Regions from separate parts of the Homo sapiens genome. Here regions 2 and 3 are each linked to region 1. Evidence: read pairs that join two places in POLR2A ChIA-PET (ENCODE). Cell type or tissue: OCI-LY7. All regions are shown on one strand.

Region 1 (4,000 bases):
CGGCCAGATCTTCTAATTTTCAAAGGGAAGCTGGAAATCCTTTTTAAATCAATTTTTAATGGGAAACTCTCCCCGCACACACACACACTTTTTTTTTGAGGCACAGTCTCACTATGTTGTCCAGACTGGTTTTGAACTCCTGGGCTCAAGAGATCCTCCCACACCAGCCTCCCCAGTAGCTGGGACTACAGGCATGACCCACTGCACCCAGCTAAATTTTTCAATTTTAAAATGTTGGCAACTCACTTAAATGTAAGACAAATAAACACATCTGTAGGCTGGCAGTGCTGCCCACACTGCCCAGACTAGGGGTTAGGGGGTCTGTATGGGCCATCACCAGGCTGCTAACCACAGCAACCAATATGTGCCAAGCCTGACTACACGTACCTTCTCATTCCACCCTCCTGGCAGCCTCACATCTGCTTTACAGGTGGGGAACTGAGGCTCTAAGAGACTAAGAAAATTACCCAAGGCCACTGCAGCTAGCCAGGGGCAGGTATGGGAGTCAGAGCTGGGTGCAGCTGACTACAAACCCTGTGCTCAGGATGACACCCTCTAGGAGCCTCGACCTCTCTCCCAGTTCTCTTCTCCCTCCACTCAGGCAAATGAGCTCTGCCTTCACAGGGCACCAGGCTGGAACATATGTCTGGAGGCCAGGGGCGGTGGCTCACGCCTGTAATCCTAGCACTTTGGGAGGCCAAGATGGGAGGATCATTGAGGTCAGGAGTTCAAGACCATCCTGGCCAACATGATGAAACCCCGTCTCTACTGAAAATACAAAAACTAGCTGGGCATGGTGGCTCATGCCTGTAATCCCAGCTACTTGGGAGGCTGAGGCAGGAGAATCACTTGAACCCAGGAGGCAGAGGTTGCAGTGAGCTGAGATCGCGCCATTGCATTCAAGCCTGGGTGACACAGTGAGGCTCTGTCTCAAAAAAAAAAAAAAAAAAAAAAAAAAGAAGGAACTTCTGTCTGGGGTGTGCCTAGCAGTCATTCACACCCTCACTGAAATCTCAGCTCCCTGGGAAAGGATGTCGTGTTAAAGGGAGAGGAAAGAACAGACAGCGTGGGAGTCTGGGGTCTGAGCTGGGCCAGCCATGGAGGTGATGGGGCCCCCGACAGCCAGAGGCCAGATGCAGCTTGAGGCTTTGTCCCGTACCACGCCTGTTGTGCTGTGGGGTGTACTTTGCCATGCATACCTTGCTCGCGTGCTGCGGGCATTGGCTGTCCCAGCTTGGCCCCACTCTTGCAAAGTCAGCTTGTGCCAGGTAAGCAGGAAAAAGCCGATGGCTTATCTGATTCCCGGCAAGGCAGAAGCAGGCTGGGAGGTGCGTGTGTGTACATTAGCATGTGTTTCAGCGTATCCAGACCAGCTTCCGCCAGGAGCTAGGACCACCTTGGGCAGGTACATGGTGACCCATTTGACCTGCAGATTCTTAGGAAACTTTTTGGAAACCATATGCCCACTTGCAGTGAGACACAGTGGTTAGGAGCATGGAGCCAGTTGGCCTGGGTTGAACAGTTTATTAGCTGTGTGGCCTGGGGCAAATTACGCCCTGGGACTCTCACCCGCAAACCAGAGATAATAATAGTACCTACCTCATGGGGCTGTTAGGCAAATTAAATGAGGTCAGATAAATGCAAAGTGCTTAGAATGGCGCTTGATGTGTAAGAAGGGCTCGACAAGGTTCTCTATTACTATCATTATCTCCAGCCCAGGCCCAGGAATGAGCTTCCACTCTAGTCAGGATGGGTGAAGCCCTTCCTGGCTTAGCACCACCCTTCCATCACCATGACAACGCACATCTCCTTGTGGGAGTGGGGGCAGCATCAGGAGAACTGGAAGCCAGGAGCTGGCTGTGCACCTTATCTGACCTGCTTCTAGAGGCTCCTGGGCACCTCCAGGACTTAAGGGGGTAGACTAGGACTTATGGCACCCCAAATGTGCTGGATAACCCTGACTGGAGCATGGCACCGAAGCTTCTTGACTCCAAAGCCACAGACTGGGGAGAACCCCGGAATTCCTGAAAATGTGGAGGGCCTTAGCTTTACCCTCTGATTCGACCCCAGTCCCAAAGGGAACCTACAGGATGCTCCGAGGGGTTGGGAATTGGTGGGTCACACTCCCCAAGGACTTTTTATACTGCGTCTGAATGGTGTTTGCATTTTTTTGCAAATTGGTTGCTACCTTTAAAACTCAGGAAATGGCACATAAAAAATTCAGGTATCTGGCTTTTCTTTAAAGTGCCAGAAGATCAAGCCACGGTGGTTGGCATTCCTGCTGGGGCAAAAATGCAGCTGCCCTTGGGCCAGGCCATCACTCTGCAGTTCTTACCTCCCCTTCCCCTTGCCCTACCACCCTGCACCAGGCCTGCAGGCTTACCATGTGTAACCACCTCTCTGAACTACAAGGGAATCCAGAAATTGGGGTGGGCATTATCCTGGCCCTCGGTGCCCTTGACCTGAGATCAGTGCAGCCCATCCCAAATTCCTTTTTCCAGGACTCCCACATACACCCACTTAGAACACATCTGTGAGCCAGATTTACTTCTTAGCACACTAATAAAACAATGAGCAGTCACCTAGGTTCAGGTAATGGGTTGTACGAGCTCCCAGACCTTTCTAGAACAACTTAAGCCTCAGTCATTCCTAAAAGCTGGGGGTGGAGGATGGGGTGGGGAAGAAACCATGCCAAGCAGTGAAAGGACTGATAATAGAATATTGCAGACACGCAGCCTTTCCTTCCCAATCAAAATGGAAGCATTTGAAGGAAGGCTCTGGCTCAAGCCAGGGGGGCCTTGCTCTAATGAGTCACCTACTGCGTCGCCGCTGGTCAGCCTGATGTTGTTAGGATGGAAATGAGCTGGGGTTGCCAGATTTGGCAAATACAAAAACAGGACACCCAGGAGCATTGATGTTTTGGATGAACAATGGAAAAGATTTTGGCGTAAATATGTCCTGTGGAATATTTGGGACACACATATTAAAAACGTATTTGAAATTTGGCCAGGCGCTGTGGCTCACACCTGTAATCTCAGCACTTTGGGAGACCAAGGCTGGTGGATCACCTGAGGCCAGGAGTTCGATATCAGCCTGGCCAACATGGTGAAACCGCATCTCTACAAAAAATACAAAAATTAGCCGGGTGGGGTGGCACATGCCTGTCATCCCAGCTACTTGGGAGGCTGAGGCAGGAGATCACTTGAACCCAGGGGCAGAGGCTGCAGTGAGCCGAGATCGCGCCACTGCACTCTAGCCTGGGCAACAAAGAGAGACTCCATCTGAAAAAACAAAACAAAACAAAACAAAATCTGAAATTCACATGCCACTGGGCATCCTGTGTTTTATCTGGCAATCCTGAGAAGAGTCTTAGAATGCTTGAAAAGAGCTTTAAACATCATTTCTTAAAATGCCAAGCCTCCCTTTGGTGGCACTCCCCTTATAGCTGAGTGTAAGCTCTGGATGACAGGCACGTGGGTGCCAGGAGGCCAGGACCTAGGAGCGGGACGCTGACTCTCTGCAGCCCTCTCCTCTCACTCTCTTTTCCCTTCCAGTCACAGTCACTGCAGCAGACATCATGGCTGTGGATGTGGCAGAATACCATCTGAGCGGTGAGTGCCCAGGGCAAACCCCTCCTGGATCACGCCTGCGAGACCCTTACACCAGGCCTGGGTGGGAGGTGTCTGTGGGACATGAATAATTAGTCCTTGCCATTAATGTCTTCACTGTCAAGGACAGTCAGTGACTTGCCCAAGGTCAGACAGCCCGCCCTGGGGACATCAAGCTTGGCCCAGTCTGAGGTCTCCTCATCTTGCCACTCAAGTGGCTCCTTCTTGTTAAAGTGACTTTCTCTCTTTCACTTGAAAGGGTCCCCGGGGAGACCCTCATCCTGCTGCACCCTGGGGATGAGCCTGTGACTCGGAATCCACTCACCGAGGCCTTCTGTGGAGACTGTCAAGTAGCCAAGGGAAAATAAGCCCAGGAAGGTCAAGGTTAGATT
Region 2 (4,000 bases), 270 kb after region 1:
TTTGTTTAGTTATTTGTAGAGATAGAGTCTACAGACTGGTCTTAAACTCTTAGGCTGAAGCGACCTGCCTACCTGGGCCTCCCACAGTGCTGGGATTACAGGCATGAGCCACCACACCTATCCCTTCACCCATTTAAAAAATTGGGTCATCTTTTGATTATTGAGTCATAGGAGTTTTATAATTTTAGCTGTTACACTTAGGTCTTTGAGCCATTTTAAGTTAATTTTTGTGTATAGTGGAAGGTTCTTTTGCATGTGACTATCCAGTTGTCCTAGCCCCCTTTGTTGAAAAGACTATGTTTTTCCCACTGAATGGTCTTGTCACCCTTGTCGAAAATCAGTTGACCATAGATAAATTGGTTACTTTCTGACTCCCACATTAGTTCCATTGGTCTACATGTCTGTCTTTATGCCAATATTATACTGTCTTAATCACTGTTGCTTTGCAATAAGTTTTGAAATTGGAAAGTGTGAGTCTTCCTACTTTGTTTTTCTTTTTCAGGGTTATTTCAGTATTTTGGGACCCTCGCATTTTATATGAATTCTATTTTCTTTTTTCTCACAACCCAGTGTAGGCAGAATATATGAATTCTAGATTCAGCTTGTCAATTTCTACAGTCAGGTGGGATTCTGATAGGAATTGCACTGAATCTATAAAGCAGTTTGGGGAATAGTACCATGTTAACAATGTTAAGTCTTCTAATCCGTGAACATGGGATGTTTTTCCATTTATTTGGATCTTCTTTAATTTATTTCAACATTATTTTATAGTTTTCAGAGTGTAAGCTTTGCACTTTTGTTACATTTATTCCTAAGTGTTTTATTCTGTTTTTTGTTTTGTTTTGTTTTTTTGTTTTTTTTTTTGAGATGGAGTCTCACTCTATTGCCCAGGCTGGAGTGCAGTGGCACAATCTAGGCTCACTGCAACCTCCACCTCCTGGGTTCAAGCAGTTCTCCTGCCTCAGCCTCCCAAGTAGCTGGGATTACAGGTGCCCACCACCACTCCTTGCTAATTTTTGCATTTTTAGAGAGACAGGATTTCACCATGTCGGACCAGGCTGGTCTCCAACTCCTGACCTTGCTGGGATTACAGGTGTGAGCCACCGTGCCTGGCCACTAAGGGTTTTATTCTTTTTGATACAATTATGAATCAAATGTTTTTCTTAATTTTATTTTTTGATTGTGTATTGCAAATGTATAAAATTACAATTGATTTCTGTATGTTGACCATGTATCCTGCAACATTGCTAAACTCATTCATTCAAGTAGATTTTTAGTGGATTCCTTTCCTCAGTATTTTTTTTAACATATAAGATTATGTTATCTGTAAATAGATTTAGTTGTATTTCTTCCTTTCCAATTTAGGTGCCTTTTGTTTCTTTTTCTTGCTTAATTGCTCTGACTAGAACTTCCAGTAGAATATTGATTAAAGGTTGTTAGAGGCTGGATGCGGTGGCTCACGCCTGTAATCCCAGCACTTTGGGAGGCCGAGGTGGGTGGATCACGAGGTCAGGAGATCGAGACCATCCTGGCTAACATGGTGAAACCCCATCTGTACTAAAAATACAAACAATTAGCCAGGCTTGGTGGCGGGCGCCTGTAATCCCAGCTACTCAGGAGGCTGAGGCAGGAGAATGGTGTGAACCCGGGAGGCAGAGCTTGCAGTGAGCCAAAATCACGCCACTTCACTCCAGCCTGGGCGACAGACCAAGACTCCATCTCAAAAAAAAAGGGGGGTGGTTAGAGCAGGCTGGGCATAGTGGTTCACGCCTGTAATCCCAGAACTTTGGGAGGCTGAGGCAGCCAGATCACTTGAGGTCAGGAGTTTGAGACTAAGCTGGCCAACATGGTGAAACATCATCTCTACTAAAAATACAAAAACAAAAAAAAAATTAGCCAGGCATGGTGGTGGGCACCTGTAGTCCCAGCTGCTTGGGAGACTGAGGCACAAGAATTGCTTGAACACAGGAGGCAGAGGTTGCAGTGAGTCCAGATTGTGCCACTGCACTCCAGCCTGGGTGACAGAGCAAGACTCCATCTAAAACAGTAAATAAATAAATAAAAAAGAAAAGAAAAGTGGTTAGAGCAGACATCCTTGTATTCTTGTCTTGTTCTTCATCTTAGGGGAAAAACATTCAGTCTTACCATTAAGTATGATATTAGTTGTGAGTTTTTGGTAGATACCCTTCATCAGGTTAAGGTAATTCCTTTCCATTCCTCATTGTTAGAGTGTTTTTATCATGAAAGGATGTTGGATTTTGTGAAATGCTTTTTCTGTGTTTATTGATATGATCATGTGATTTTTTAAAAAATTCTATTGATACATCAATTGACCTATGGATATTGAACCAACCTTGCATTCCTGTGATAAGTTCCACTTGGTTGTGGTGTATAATTCTTTTCATATGTTGCTAGATTTGGTTGGTTCGTATTTTGTTGAGGATTTTGTGTCCATATTCATAAGTGATATTGGTCTGTAGTTTTCTTGTGATATATGTCTGGTTTTGGTATCTGGGTGATGCCTCATAACTGAAGTGGAAAATGTCACCTCTTTGTCTATTTTTTTTAATAGTTTGCAAATAATTGGTATTAATTTGTCTTCAAAAGATTGGTAGGATTCAGTGGTGAAGCCATTTGGGCCTGAGTGTGTGTGTGTGTGTGTGTGTGTGTGTATGTGTGTATAGTTTTTTGTTGTTATATTTACCAATCAGTCTCTTGACTTGTTATCCATCTATTCAGATTATCTATTTATTCTCAAATTAGTTTTGGTAGTTTGTGTCTCACTAGGAATTTGTCCATTTCATCTAAATTATAAAATTTGTTGGTGTACAGCTATCATTGTATCCTTTTATAATGCTTTTTATTTCTGTTGCTCCCCTCTTTCATTTCTGATTCTGGTGAGTAATTTGAAGTTTTTGTTTTGTTTTGTTTTGTTTTGTTTTGTTTTGTTTTTGAGACAGAGTCTTACTCTGTCACCCAGGCTGAAGTGCAGTGGCATGATAAGAGCTCACTGCAGCCTTGAACTCCTGGGCTTAGGTGATTCTTCAACCTCCCAAGTAGCTGGGACTGCAGGCATGCACCACCAAGCCCAGCTAATTTTCTTTTTTTGTAGAGATGTGGTCTCACTATGTCATCCAGGCTGCTTTTGAACTCCTGGCCTCAAACAATCCTCCTGCCTTGGCCTCCCAAAGCACTGACATTACAGGTGTGAACCACCGCCCCCAGCCAAGTCTTCTCTCTCTTTTTTTGCCCACCGTGGTCAACCTAGCTAAAGGTTTGTCAATTTTGTTGATGTTTTCGAAGAGCCAGTTTTTGGTTTCATTAATTTTCTCTATTATTTTTCTATTCTCTATTTCATTAACCTTTACTGTAATATTTATTATTTCTTTCTGTTCTTTCTGGTTTAGTTTGCTCTTTTTCCATTGTCTTAACATGGAAGGTTAGGTTAAGGTTATTGATTTGAGATCTTCTTTCTTAATATAGGCATTCACACATATTACATTTATACTTCTAGGCATGTCTTTTCTTTTTTTGACATGGGGTCTCACTCCATCGCCCAGGCTGGAGTGCAGTGGTGTGATAGCTCACTGCAACCTCCGCCTCCCAGGCTCAAGTGATCCTCCCACCTCAGCCTCCTGAGTAGCTGGGAACACAGGCGCCAGCTAATTTTTTCTGTTTTTAGTAGAGATGGGGTTTCACCATGTTGCACAGGCTGGTCTCGAACTCCTGTGCTCAAGCAATCTGCCTGTCTCAGCCTCCCAAAGTGCTGGGATTACAGGCGTGAGCCACCGGGCCTGGCCTGGCCTTTACCTGTGTCTCATAAGTTTTTTGGTTTTTTTTTTTTTTTCTGAGAGGGAGTCTTGCTCTGTCGCCCAGGCTGGAGTGCAGTGGCACGATCTCGGCTTACTGCAAGCTCCGCCTCCCGGGTTCACGCCATTCTCCTGGCTCAGCCTCCCGAGTAGCTGGGACTATAGGCGCCTGCCACCACGCCCGGCTAATT
Region 3 (4,000 bases), 110 kb before region 1:
AAAAACAAAACAACAACAACAAAAAAACTAGTGTCAGCAGGGTCCTAGGGTGCGCCAATGGGGAGGGCTCACAAGGCAAACAGACAGCTCCAGCAACCAGACTCCAGCCAGGGAGGGAGGGAGGGAGGGTGCTGCTGCCATAAGCTCCTCCCGCCCTCCACTCCATTTCACAGAGAGCACGGTGGAGTCTCTGAAACCTGCCTAAGGTTCCCCATGTTCTGCCAAGCTCCACAGCAAGGCACTGCCTGCTGCGAGAGGCAGATAACCACAGTGGGAGGGAGGCTTCCCCTGATGGGCCAGCAGGGTTAGGGCACTCTCATTACCCGCTGCCTGTGCAGCAATGATCACAGCTATAATTGAACAGGGAATGGCCTTCTGCCAGTCCCCCCTGATGACAGGAGATGGCTGAGGCCTTCTCCCTGCTGTGTCTCCAGCATGAAGCATGCGGCCTAGAACACAGTCCTGCTCGGTAAACAGTTGTAGAGCAAAGGCAAGTCTCCCTAAGCCACACGGCAGCCCCTGGAGCTGAGGGCCAGCTGTGGACCACTCCGTGCCCTGTGATCCTGCAGGGAGCAAGGGCTCCAGGGGTGATTCTGCTCCATCCATGGAGGGGTGTACCAGGGCCCTGCCCGCAGGGGGAGCTACCAGGGGAGGGACCACAGGCCTCAGAGGTGGCATGCCAGGTTCCGAGACTTCCTCGATTTATCCTAAAGTCTCACGCTAACGTAACAGAGAGGGCAGTCAGGCAAAAAATCCTGGTGCTGACAAGCACATGGTGTTGGGGGAAGCCTGGTCCCAATCCTCTGAGGCCCCAGATTTGGTTCTGTCTCCCTTCTTTCTTCGTCCTTTACAGGCAATAGCCACTGCCTCTTTCGGCACTTTGAGCTCAGTACTAACTACCCCTCCCATAGTCTCAGTCTTTCCTACAACGCTCTTTACAGCCTCCACTCCCTCTGCTTTGGTCCTTCCTCCTCCTTACCCTCCAAAACAAACACACCAACTGTGTTTCTTTCAGCCACTGCTTCTGCTGGAACTCCCCTATTGCTGGAGGGGATCAGCAGGAACAAATGCGCTCTGTGCAGGGGCCACGTCTGTTCCCCAGCTCTCACTCACCACACTTGGCCCAGCCCCTGTGGTCTTTCCCTTAGCGTAGGTCAGGCCAGGCCCACAGCTGTAGACAGCAAGCCTGTCCTGCTCGTTGCCAAGCAGTTTTATTTTACTATTACTATTGTTTTGTAGAGATGAGTTCTTACTGTGTTGCCCAGGCTGGTCTTCACCTCCTGGGCGCAGGTGATCCTCCGACCTCGGCCTCCCACAGTGCTGGGATTACAGGCGTGAGCCACTGTGACCGACCTGCCAAGCAGTTTTGTATGTGCAGTCTGTGCTCTGAACAGGGTTAAGGAGGACTTCACCGTCTAAGCAGATCTGGCTTATAGGCAGCAAATTACTCACCTCAATTTCTGGGGGACCTGAGTTCCTAGGAGCTGCCAGTCCTGAGACCACAGTTTAGTCACCTTAGTCTCCCCAAAGGCTAACAGAGCAGTGATCCAAGAAGGCACTGGGTAAAGATAGGGAACCAATAAACGTGGAAGGGAGAAAAGCATGACACTACAGAAAGTACAAAAGATTTGGGAGCAGAAAGGCCGGGTGTGGTGGCTCATGCCTGTAATCCCAGCACTTCGGGAGGCCGAGGCGTGCGGATCACGAGGTCAGGAGATTGAGACCATCCTGGCTAACACGGTGAAACCCCGTCTCTACTAAAAATACAAAAAATTATCCGGGCGTGGTGGCAGGCACCTATAGTCTCAGCTACTCAGGAGGCTAAGGCAGGAGAATGGCGTGAACCCGGGAGGCAGAGTTTGTAGTGAGCCGAGACCGTGCCACTGCACTCCAGCCTGGGTGACAGAGTGAGACTCTGTCTCAAAAAAATAAAATAAAATAAAATATTTGGGAGCACAAAACCTAGATTCCAGCCCTAGTTCGTCATGACCCTGAGCAAATCATCTACAAACCAAGAGCCCTCACCCCATGCAGGAATGTTTTTGTTTTTGTTCCTTTGAGACAGAGTCTTACTCTGTTGCCCAGGCTGGAGTGCAGTGGCACCATCTCAGCTCACTGCAACCTCAGCCTCACAGGCTCAAGGGATTCTCCTGCCTCAGCTTCCTGAGTAGCTGGGATTACAGGGGCGCGCCATCACACCCGGCTAATTTTTGTATTTTTAGTAGAGACGGGGTTTCATCGTGTTGGTGAGACTGGTCTCAAACACCTGGCCTCAAGTGATCCACCCCGCCTTGGCCTCCCAAAGTGCTGGGGGCCCAAACTGTGAGCCACTGTACCTGGTCCCCACTTAGAAATGTATATTAAAGCACTCTACTTATCAGAAGGGTCTATGCAAATTGGCGTAGGTTTCCAGAGATCACCCTTCACTTTTTCCTACCTAGGATGGAGTTCAAGAGCATAGAGAATTGATAAGCTAAGAGGTCAAGTCTGAAATTCTAGAACTAAGCTCCAAGGAAAACTAGAACCAGGCCGGGAGGACTGATGCTATTCTGAAGGCTGCGTTTGTTGCTTTGGACGCTGTCCTCAATCTTGTCTTGTGTATGTGTGTTGCCTTAGCTAGACGTAAGCTTCAGAATGTCTAACACCTACATGATGCCTGTCCACTGCTCTGGTGGACATGAAATTACTGATAAGGGGAAAGGGTCTGGAAAACTCCTGGCATTCTGTATAATAACGGAGAAATTTATCTGGCCTGAACTTGGGTTACCTGGGGCAAGAGGCACCTGAGCCCAGCCTCAGCCTTCTAGGATTACGGCACTCATACCCTGGGGTGAGCTGCAGGGAAAGACCTCCATGGGCAGCCTAGAGCCTGGGATGGTCCAGGAGGACCTCCTGCTGCAGGAAGGGGACAAACTGGAAGCTGGTTAGCTTTCCCCTAAGTTAGCACATACCTGATAGAGCACCCACCATCAATTGCAAAATCTTTAGTCAAATGCCCAAGTCCTTTCCCCCACAGCAGCCTGTGAGCCCTCTAGGTGGTGATAGAAACAGCAAATAGAATCCTTTTTCCTCCTCTTAAAGAATTTTGCATTAAAGAAAAATTCACATGCAAGGCAATTAAAATTCCTCTTTCCATTCCCAAGTCCTGTAGAAGGGAGGTACACAAACTATAATGTTTTGAGTCCACTAGAACCAACTCTGCAATTAACATTATACTTCTAGGTAGGGCGTGGTGGCTCATGCCTATAATACCAGCACTTTGGGAGGCTGAGGCAGGAGGATTGCTTGAGCCCAGGAGTTCAAGACCAGCCTGGGCAACAGAGTGAGACCTTATTTCAAAAAACATATACAAAATCTACTTTTTTTTTTTTTTTTAAAACAGAGTCTCGCTCTATTGCCCAGGCTGGAGTGCAGTGGCGCAATCTTGGCTCACTGCAGCCTCCGCCTCCTGGGTTCAAGAGATCCTGAGCAGCTGGGATTACATGCACGCGCCACCAAGTCCAGCTAATTTTTTGTATTTTTGTAGAGATGGGGTTTCACCATGTTGGCCAGGATGGTCTCGAACTCCTGAGCTCAAGTAATCCGCCCACCTCAGCCTCCCAAAGTGCTGGGATTACAGACGTGAGCCACCATGCCCAGCCCAACAAAATCTACTTCTGCCATTCTCTTTTTAGGGGTGTGGGTATAGAGATAAGTAGGGAGATAAGAGGCAGAAGAATAAATAAAAGGCTTCCTCACCCCCTAAGCCACGCCAAACACGTGTGACCTCCAAATAGTCTTCCCACTCTGGCCTCAAAGCAGAGCCCCAGCCCAGTGAAGAAGGCCCAGGAGGAGGGAGCAGCAACATTCAGAACATTCAGAACTTCTCCCTGGAAGATTTCATCTATCCAGAAGTTCCTCTAATAGGGCAGCTCAGAGAGGAACTAAACCAAGCCCCGTCAAGTTTCCAGCACCCATATCAACAAGAGGGTTTCTGGAGAGTCCCTGAAGACTCACATAA

Evidence for each region. Peaks named below come from ENCODE experiments on the same cell type or tissue, not always from the same donor. Only the 100,000 strongest peaks of a DNase experiment are listed, where the experiment ranks them.
Region 2: POLR2A ChIA-PET joins it to region 1 with 9 read pairs; 3 of 35 experiments call an interaction of 5 or more read pairs at or near these places.
Region 3: POLR2A ChIA-PET joins it to region 1 with 5 read pairs; 7 of 35 experiments call an interaction of 5 or more read pairs at or near these places.

What each region holds. Positions count from the first base shown.
Region 1 is chr11:67,026,568-67,030,567 of GRCh38, forward strand. It overlaps SYT12 (synaptotagmin 12), which reads left to right. Exons shown (of 8, transcript NM_177963.4): 2 at 3,555-3,611. The coding sequence starts at 3,578. Among named protein-coding and RNA genes, the nearest start is that of SYT12, 5.4 kb to the left of the region's middle. RefSeq lists an enhancer at 1,210-1,279. In OCI-LY7, no CTCF peak of the experiment used is centred here; DNase peaks (open chromatin) are centred at 1,104 and 1,614; H3K4me3 peaks cover 1,485 bases; H3K27ac peaks cover 1,074 bases.
Region 2 is chr11:67,293,695-67,297,694 of GRCh38, forward strand. The region is part of intron 6 of ANKRD13D (ankyrin repeat domain 13D); the gene reads left to right. Among named protein-coding and RNA genes, the nearest start is that of ANKRD13D, 6.4 kb to the left of the region's middle. In OCI-LY7, no CTCF peak of the experiment used is centred here; a DNase peak (open chromatin) is centred at 2,357.
Region 3 is chr11:66,915,032-66,919,031 of GRCh38, forward strand. All of the region lies in intron 3 of PC (pyruvate carboxylase), which reads right to left. Among named protein-coding and RNA genes, the nearest start is that of MIR3163, 17 kb to the right of the region's middle. In OCI-LY7, a CTCF peak has its summit at 608 (motif pointing right); no DNase peak of the experiment used is centred here.